Linked DNA regions of Homo sapiens: region 2 is linked to region 1. The links are chromatin contacts, found by Hi-C or POLR2A ChIA-PET in ENCODE. All regions are on one chromosome and are shown on one strand. Each heading gives the region's core, a stretch centred on a gene start or an enhancer-like site at or near the end of the contact. The rest is flanking DNA. Distances are from core to core; before and after follow the strand shown.

Region 1 (4,585 bases), core at 1,828-4,327:
AGAGTCGGGGTTTTGCCATGTTGGCCAGGCTGGTCTCAAACTCGGCCTCAAGCACTTCACACACCTCGGCTTCCTAAAGTACTGGGATTACAATTACAGCAGTCTACTGTGCCTGGCCTCGCTTGCCCATTTTAAAATTGTGTTGTTTGTCTTTATTACTAAGTTGTAGGAGTTTCTTAATTATTCCATATTCTTGTCTTTTTTTTTTTTTTTTTTTTTTTTTTGAGACAGAGTCTTGCTCTGTTGCCCAGGCTGGAGTGCAGTGGTGCAATCTCGGCTCACTGCAAACTCCGCCTCCCAGGTTCACGCCGTTCTCTTGCTTCAACCTCGCGAGTAGCTGGGACTACAGGTGCCCACCTCCACGCCCGGCTAATTTTTTTGTTTGTTTGTTTGTTTTGTTTTGTTTTTTGAGACGGAGTCTCGCTCTTTCACCCAGGCGGGAGTGCAGTGGTGCGATCTCGGCTCACTGCAAGCTCCGCCTCCCGGGTTCACGCCATTCTCCTGCCTCAGCCTCCCGAGTAGCTGGGACTACAGGTGCCCGCCACCACGCCCGGCTAATTTTTTTTTTTTTTGTATTTTTAGTAGAGATGGGGTTTCACCGTGTTAGCCAGGATGGTCTCGATCTCCTGACCTCGTGATCCGCCCATCTCGGCCTCCCAAAGTGCTGGGATTACAGGCATGAGCCACCACGTCCGGCCTCTGTATTCCTGTCTTTTGAGACAGGGTTTCACTCTGTCACCTGGCTGGAGTGCAGTGCTGCGATCACTGCTCACTGCAGCCTCGACTTCGTGGGCTCAGGTGATCTTCCCACCTCAGCCTCCTGAGTAGCTGGGACTACAGACGTATGCTACCACGCCTGACTGATTTTTTTGTATTTTTTGTAGAAACGGGGATTTACCACGTTGCCCATGCTGGTCTCAAACTCCTGGGCTCAAATGGTCTGCCTGCCTCGGCCTCCCAAAATGCTGGGACTACAGGCATGAGCCACTGCGCCCAACCTTGTACATAAATCTTTTATCAGAAATATGATTTGTCAATATTCCATTCTTTGGGTTTTCTTTTCACTTCTTGATGGTGTTATTACTGAAGGATGAAAACTTTTAATTTGAAGTGCAATTTATCTTATTTTTCTTTTATCTCGTGTTTTTGGTGTCATATCTAAGAAAGTTTTGCCTAATCCGTGGCCACAAAGATTAACTCCTGTGTTTTTTTCTGAGTTTTGATTGCCTCATTTTTAATGACTATTTCACTGGATAGATAAAAGAACCTTGGTTCAGATGAGATCATTGTTGTTTATTGTTGGATATTTAGGAACCATGTATTTGTGGATGACCTGGATAGTTTGTTCTGTGGTTTTCCCCACAGTGTCATCTTCCTCTATATTTAGACATTTCTTTTTCTATTATAAGCTCTTTGGACATTATTATATATGACTTTGTGCTCAGTATAAACACCTTAGAATAAAAGAATAATTGGACCAAGGGGTATATAGATTTTAACACCTTTTTGTTATCAGTGGCCAGAAAAATTACCCCAGTTGCTATTTTACCAGCAGTTCCAGTCAGTTTTATGTTAATACATTTTAAAACTTGTTTTATTAGGGGTAAATTTGGACATGCAGAAATTGAACAGTATAATGAAACTATCAGTTACCCAGCTCTAACAACCATACACTCAAGGCCAGTCTTGTCCCACTTAACTTCCCCATTTCCCACTTCTCTTCTATATTATTACTATTTAAAAACTCTATTGAATCACAATAGAAATACGGAAAAGTACATACAATAAGCAGATTTTCATAAGCTGAAATCCACCTGGGCAAGCAGCCATCACATGTCTCCTTGTGTCCACTTCCAGTCACACCCTCTCTAGGGGCAGCCGGTATTCTAACAGCTAACAGCACTGATTAGTTTTGCCCAGTTTTGTTTCTATTAAATAGAGTCTTACAGTAGGTACTCTTGTGTCTTTCTCTTGGCATTGTTTGTAAAATTACTGAAGTCATTGCATACAGTTGATTATTTGTTACTGTTGCTTCACAAAATTTTGTCATATGAAATTGTTCTGTTGTTGATGGACATTGGATAGATGGTAGTTTTGGGCTGTTACAGATATTGCTGCTCTGAACATTCAGTTTGTATCTTTTGGTCAACAACATACGTATGCATTTCTGTTGTTCAGTATACCTAAGGGTGAAATTGCTAGGGCATAGAGGTATATGTATAGTAGTGGCATCTACTAAAGCTATTGTACCAAATTAGGCTTCCATCAGCAGTGTGTGAAAGTTCCACTTACTCTGGATCCTCTCCAGTATTTCATCCTTTTCATTTTAGCCATGCTGGTAGCTGTGTAGAGATGTCTTACTTAGGGCAATTTTAATTTACAGTAGTGAGGTCATACGTTTATTGGTCATTTGGATATCCTTTTTTATGAAACATATGTTTAAGCCTTTTTTTTTCTATTATCTTTTTTCTGTTTTTATTACCTTTCTATTTTTTGCTGCATAATAAATTATCCCCAAACGTAGTGGATTAAAACAGCAATAAACATTATCTTGCAGTTTCTGGGAGTCAGAAACTTGGGAGTGGCATGGTTGTCTGCTTCTGGCTTGGGTGTGATTAGCCCTCTGAAGCCTTCATGGATCCGCTGGAGGATCTGTTCTAAGGTGGCTCATTTACATGCCTGGCAAGTAGGTTCTGGTTCTGGCTGTTGGTGGGAGACCTCAGGTCGTTTTCACATCGGCTTTTGCCAGGGATGTCTGAGTTTCCTGTTCTCAGGACATGGTGATAACTTCCCACTGAGAGAGTGATTCAAGAGAAAGAGCCCCTAAGTGGAAGCTATCATTTTTGTGACCTAGTCTTGGAAGTCACGTAGCATCTAGCTTTGCCATGTTCTGTTTGTTAGAAGAGAGGCACATTGTGGACTTCTAAAAAAGTGACAGGGTCTTATTCTGTCACCCAGGCTGGAGTGCAGTGGTGCGATCATAGCTCACTGCAGCCTTGACCTTCCTGGCTCAAGGGATCCCCCCACTTCAGCCTCCTGAGTAGCTAGCTGGGCCCACAGTTGCGCGCACCACCACACCCGGCTCAGTTTTGTATATTTTGTAGTTGGAGTTTTGCCATGTTTCCCAGGCTGGTCTCAAACTCCTGGGTTTGAGCATTCCTCCCACCTCGGCCCTCCAAAGTGCTAGGGATTATAGGCAAGAGCCACTGTGCCCAGCTGAGATGTATTTTAAAACAACAGTTAGTAGGATTTTTGTATTTTGGACAGGCATCTCTTGTCAGATGTATATATCGTGAATATCTTTACCTATTCTGTGGGTCCTCATTCTGTCTTTTGAGGTGAAGGAGTTCTATTAAATCTTTTTTTCTTTATTGTCAATTTTGTCCATTATATTTTGAAGATATTCAAATAATTATTGCTTCTTCTATAAATATGTTAGTATATGTTCTCAGAGAATAAGGACTCTTAACCGTAACAACCACAAAGCCTCACATCTTAAAAATAAAATGAACACACATTTGCTTGATATTATTCAATACTTAGACTTGAAAGTTCTAGTTTCATGTGATAACTTTTTTGTGTGATTTTCTAATTTTGGCAGTGGCAAATCAGGATCCAAATAAGACCTACCTTTTTTTTTTTGTATATGGGTTCCTCATTTTTTGCTCTTCTCCCACCATGCCTTCCATTTGTGGGAGGACTGGGCTCTTTTGTTTTGTGGTATTCCCCACAGTGTTGTGTAGCCTCTGTTTTATGTGCACTGGTAGTTGGATCTTGAGGAAGTTTCTCTTGGAGAATACACTTTGTTGGACTTTCACTTTAAAACTTTTTTATTTTTTTGAGACGAAGTCTCAGTCTGTTGCCCAAGCCGGAGTGCAGTGGTGTGATCTTAGCTCACTGCAACCTCCACCACCTGGGTTCAAGCAATTCTCCTACCTCACCCTCCCAAGTAGCTGGGACTGCAGGTACGTGCCACCACGCCCGGCTAATTTTTGTATTTTTAGTAGAGACAGGGTTTCACCATCTTGGCCAGGCTGGTCTTGAACTCCTGACCTCGTGATCTGCCTGCCTTGGCCACCCAAAGTGCTGGGATTACAGGCGTGAGCCACTGTGCTCAGCCTAAAACTTTTATCTGAAAATGGTGCTGTTTCTTTGGTTGTGATCTGTCTCTGGAGGTTGAATGTGGAGCTAAACTGAAATTTTTAAGGGCTTCTAACCTAAATCACATTGAAATTCATTTAGACCAGAGCTGTTCAATACTTGAAGGGTGAGGGTTCATTTTGGAAGGCACTTCCGCCGCCTTCCTTTTCTGTGTGTACGGGAGGCCAGTGGCAGTCTGGTCATCTTGAGTGCATCACGCCCTCACTGGCAGTTCAGAATGTTGCAGGGCATCGTTAGCATGGATTTTGCTGTTGTTAGTTTTTTCATGTTTATTGTCTACTTGTTTTCTCCTCGTGCTGTCTGCTGGCTTTCCTTCTCTTGTTGCCAGTTTTGGAGTTGTGATGAACAATATGTTAAGGGTTGATAACTCAAAATTCTTAAGTTCTTTGTGGGTTAACATTGAATTTGTAGTGTTCTCCAGTCT
Region 2 (4,661 bases), core at 2,103-4,602, 66 kb after region 1:
ACCCATCCCCATGATCAGGCGGTTTTTAACAGAGGCATGGGGGCAGTTCAGCGGAGAAAGGACAGCGTTTTCAGTAAATCGTCCTGAATGGTTAGGTATTCTATGCAGAACGTTGGACTTTGATATATATTTTGCAGATTATGCAAAAATTAACTCAAAATGGATGATAGAACTAGACATAAAACTAGTAGTTCTAGAAGCAAACAGGAGAAAATCTTTGTCTCAGAGTCATGTACAGATTGTTTAGATACATTGCCAAAACCCAATTCATAAAACAGAAGTTGATAACTCAGACTACACTAAAATTTTAAAATTCTGCTCCGAGACTCTGTTAAGAAAATTAAAAGATAGGTCACAGACTGCCAGAAAATATTGATAACGTGTGAGAAAAGACTTACATCCAGGTATATGAAGAATACCTAGGCTGGATATGGTGGCTCATGCCTAGCACTTTGGGAGGCTGAGGGGGGAGGATCACTTGAGAAGGCCCCATCTCTACCGAAAAAAAAAAAAAAAGCCAGGCATGGTGACATGTGCCTGTAGTCCCAGCTACATAGGACGCTGAGGGAGGAGGATCACTTGAGCCCAGGAAACAACAAAAACAAAGCAGTAATTTATCCTCTCACAGTTCTGAGTCCTAGAAGTCTAAGATCAAGGTGTTGGTGGTGCTAGATTCCTTTCAGAGATACTAAGGCATTCCTCTTCCAGCTTCTAGTAGTTCTTGGCATTCCTTGGCTTGTGACCCCTCTGCATCCTCTTTACATTGCCTTCCCCTCTGTGTGTCTGTCTTGCCTCTTCTCTCTTCGAAGCATAGTTATGATGGCATTTAAGGCCCCCCTGGGTAATCTAGGATAATCTTTCATCTCAAGATCTTTAATTAATTTCATCTTCAGAGATCTTTTTTCCAAAGAAGGTGACATTTGCAGGCCCTACGTATTAGAATGTGGACGTATGTTTTGGGTAGGAGAGCATCATTCAGCCCACTACTTAGCTAAACCAGACAGACAGAATAGACAGTACTCAGTGCAGTATGCAGGGCAACTGGAAGTCACACACATTACTGTTGGGAATGGAAAGTGATACAGCCACTTCATAGAAATGTTTGTCAGTTCTTAGAAAGTTAAACATTCATAATGTCACCCAGAATTCTTATCCTTGAGTATTTACCCAGTTCTCATTCTACCTGTAATTGTTTTCCTGCAAGAAGTAGGTTATAATGAGTATAGATTGAACTTTATGTAGAATAATTTTAAACCTTTTAAATAGGAAATAATGTTGATTATCTAAGAAAAACTGTATGGAACAAGTATAGGCCTGTTCATTAATAACACCCCAAACTGGCAGGCAATTTGGGGTGCCCTATAATCCAGAGGTTGGATCCCTTTCGCTTTCCAAATTTCCTGGTCACTTAGAGACTTGTTACTGTATAATAGTTATGAAGACTTAGAAGGTTTAGAATGGGAAGAAATCACATGTAATTTCTTACCTGATACTGTAGCTGTTTGGGTTGCAGGTTATAGAGTCTGAGCCTCATGGAGGTTTCATTAACCCTCTTCTGCCTCATTATGCTTTTTTCCTAGCCTTTTTTCCCGCAGCCAGAAAAGTTGATATAATCATTAAGTAAAGACATACATGGTCGATAACCTTGAATGATTTGTTCTGAAATTATAATAACTAAAATTCCTTGCTTTGTTTCAAGATTTGAAGGCCATATAGAGATCTGCCCACCAGGCATGAGCCATTCAGCTTGTTCAGTAAACAAGAGTGTTCTAGAAGCCATCAGAGGAAGACTTGGATCTTTTCATGAACTCCTGCTGGAGCCACCCAAGGTAGGGGAGCTATGTTAAGCATGGCTGCCCAGCGAGTAATTTGGTTGAAACAGTCATTCGAATGTGTACGGGCCTTAGGAGTGGCAGAACTGGCTGTGGTCTGCATGTACAAAATGAGTGAAAAGATAACACTGCCAGTGATTTTTACTGCTTTTGAGTGGAGAATGGAGAATTAAACAAAATATTCATCAGTTTAGGAAGTTTACCTTTTCATTCTTCTGTAAATTCTTGGGTACTTACATGCCAGTAAAGAAAAAAGAATTTTCTTCTTGTAGCATATTATTTTTGAATGTTTCAGGAAAAGCTAATCTTTCAGAAACGGATCTTTGAAATTATGTTTTCTTACTCAGAGTTGGAGCAGTGTATGTCTGATGTATAGTCGACCTTATTTAAGAAAGAGTAGGTTGAAGTTAGTATACAATTTGGAGAGAATATGATTTGGGGGTTTTTCAGTACAGAGCCTCCCATGTGCTAATTTTAAATGACTGTTTCCTCAGTGAAGACCCACAAGAGTTTTGTCAGCAGTCTATAAATGGTGTTCTTTCGCCCCTTGGATTGATACAGATTTAGATTAGGGTGATAATCACTTGCTTTTGGAGTCTAGGGTGGAAGATTCAGTTCCATGTGAGTTCTGTTCCCAGCAACAGTTCTTAAGTTTCCTTTTTTTTCCTGCCCTATATCATTGAATCTGGTGTATCTCGGTGGTTATCTACTGTGCGAGTTATTGGGAATTTAGAATACTAGTTTCTCACTTGTAAATTAGATGTTTTCTGTTTATTTAACTATTTGGAGTTGGGGGAGCACAGGATAACTTATATAACCAAGGGAGTCTAGTTCAGCTCCAGATCATCTTTTCAGATACCTGATGCCATTGGTGAGCAGGTCGTGGTTCCATCACTGTGCTCACAGTTTGCGTTACTCTGCTGGTTCCATTCCAGCCACATCTTATCTGCATTCAGCCTGTGTTGGATGTGGACCATAGTGTTGGTGCTTGCCCTTAGGGAAAGTGCCTCTGTTGGTGTTTGACAATGATGGTCAGTGGCATCCTTCATGCCAGTCCTGGGAAGAAAAACAGAGTAAGGAAAGAAAAAGAAAAGATTTAGAAGAGGAGAGAACATCACAAGTGGAAGACGGAGGTGGGAGAAGGATCTGACAGGGAAGAAGGTGTGTGAGGAAGGGCCTGACCTGTGTCTTAGGTGGCCCACCCATCTTCTTTCTGGGTGGACAAACAGGTGGCATCTGGTTCTGGGCCCCGATTCAAAAGTAAGGCAGTGTCTTGTTTGGACTTCTCTGTTACTCCGAGAACTGAGTGAGTTCCGTTTGCACCTGGTTTTACTGTATGATATGTCTGTCTCGGAGTACCGTTTGCACCTGGTTTTACTGTATGATGTGTCTGTAAGTAGATCCATGAAGTTTTTTACAAAGCCTGCCAATTAGAGCTGTTTTCCATAGAGAGCAGAACTGTGGGCCTTACAGCTCTGTGAGTCCTCGGGAGGATGGGAGCCAGAGGGAGTGAGGCTACTGATGTGGATGGGGAGGGGCAGAAAGGGCAGCCTGCCCTAGGCTGTTACGTGCCACCCTTGCCTCTCAGACTTCTAAAGTTAGGAAATGTTCTGCTTCTACTTTTGTGATTTCAGGCTATAGAAACTCCTGTTGATGGACAAGAACAGGTTTAGATTGATCACATTTCAGGTTTGTGATCCAGAGGCAACGTCTGAATTTGCATTTTTATCACAGATTTGGCTCAGACTGAGGATTGTATTCCAAAACCACTTGTAGCAACTACTACCACCACCACCACCACGGCTGCTGCTGCTGCTGCTGCTGCTGTTGCTACTACTACCACTTCTTCTTCTTCTTTATTCTTCCTTCCTCCTCCTCCTTCCTCCTTCTCTTTCCTCCTCCTCCTCCTCCTTTTTTCTTCCTTCTTCCTTTTTTTGTTTTTTTGAGACAGTGTCTCACTCTTGCTCAGGCTGGAGTACAATGGCACAATCACAGCTCACTGCAGCCTCAACTTCCGCAGGCCCAGGTGATTCTCCCACCTCATCTTCCTGAGTAACTGGTACTACAGGTGTGCATCACCATGCCTGGCTAATTTTTGTATTTTTTGTAGAGACAGGGTCTCACCATATTGCCCAGGCTGGTCTCAAACTCCTGGGTTCAAGCGATCCACCCACCTCGGCCTCTCAAAGTGCTGGGATTATAGGCATGAGCTACTGTGCCCGGCCATAACTTCTTTTAGTTTAGATTTCTGGTCAGATTTTGAAATATTGTACTTTTTCCTAGGATATTCTGTAGCCTTCTGCTTTCTTCTCATAACAGCTTGGAATGTTGAGGCAGGGAGACACTTGATTTCTTATAAAATTTATGATCCAGGGAAATTCCTTGCTTTTTTTTCCTTTTTCCTGCTTGGTTATTTCATTGTATCTTAAAGATATCAAGAGCAGCTTTAGATGTTGTTTCAGGTGTAAAATTCAGGCCATGTTGTTTGCAGGGTTTAAACTAGTGTCATGTCTTAGCAAATACACCATTTGCTTTGTTCATTTAACTGAATTTAATTGGAAAGCTTTTTCTTCTTCAGAAAAGTGTGATGAAGACCACATGGGGTGTGCTGGATCCTCCTGTGGGGAATACCCGGTTGAATGTCATTAGGTTGATATCCAGCCTGCTTCAAACCAATACCAGCAGTATAAATGGGGACCTTATGGAGCTGAATAGCATTGGAGTCATATTGGTGAGATTTTCCCTGCTCACAGACATTTTAATTTGCCATTGATATTTCATGGATATTTAACCAAGTTACAACCTTACAAATTTACATTATGTCAGTGA

Evidence for each region. A loop is a pair of places that touch in the nucleus more often than their neighbours do. ChIA-PET counts read pairs that join two places held with the same protein, here RNA polymerase II (POLR2A). Pooled maps may share reads with other maps.
Region 2: a map of naive thymus-derived CD4-positive, alpha-beta T cell shows a loop between it and region 1 (5-fold over the local background). The contact joins two enhancer-like sites. A Hi-C loop is called at or near these places in 2 of 168 maps with a recorded cell type or tissue (naive thymus-derived CD4-positive, alpha-beta T cell and psoas muscle), 1 of 37 single-sample maps with no recorded cell type and 1 of 50 pooled maps. POLR2A ChIA-PET finds 5 or more read pairs at or near these places in 7 of 52 experiments (AG04450, B cell, Caco-2 and 4 more).

Annotation. Positions count from the first base shown.
Region 1 is chr11:68,496,656-68,501,240 of GRCh38, forward strand. The region is part of intron 1 of PPP6R3 (protein phosphatase 6 regulatory subunit 3); the gene reads left to right. Among named protein-coding and RNA genes, the nearest start is that of PPP6R3, 38 kb to the left of the region's middle. Within about 2 kb of position 3,078, at least 3 of the 41 ENCODE cell types and tissues checked have a DNase peak (open chromatin) inside an H3K27ac peak, as active enhancers do.
Region 2 is chr11:68,562,604-68,567,264 of GRCh38, forward strand. It overlaps PPP6R3 (protein phosphatase 6 regulatory subunit 3), which reads left to right. Exons shown (of 24, transcript NM_001164161.2): 9 at 1,700-1,829; 10 at 4,411-4,563. Among named protein-coding and RNA genes, the nearest start is that of PPP6R3, 100 kb to the left of the region's middle. Within about 2 kb of position 3,353, at least 3 of the 41 ENCODE cell types and tissues checked have a DNase peak (open chromatin) inside an H3K27ac peak, as active enhancers do.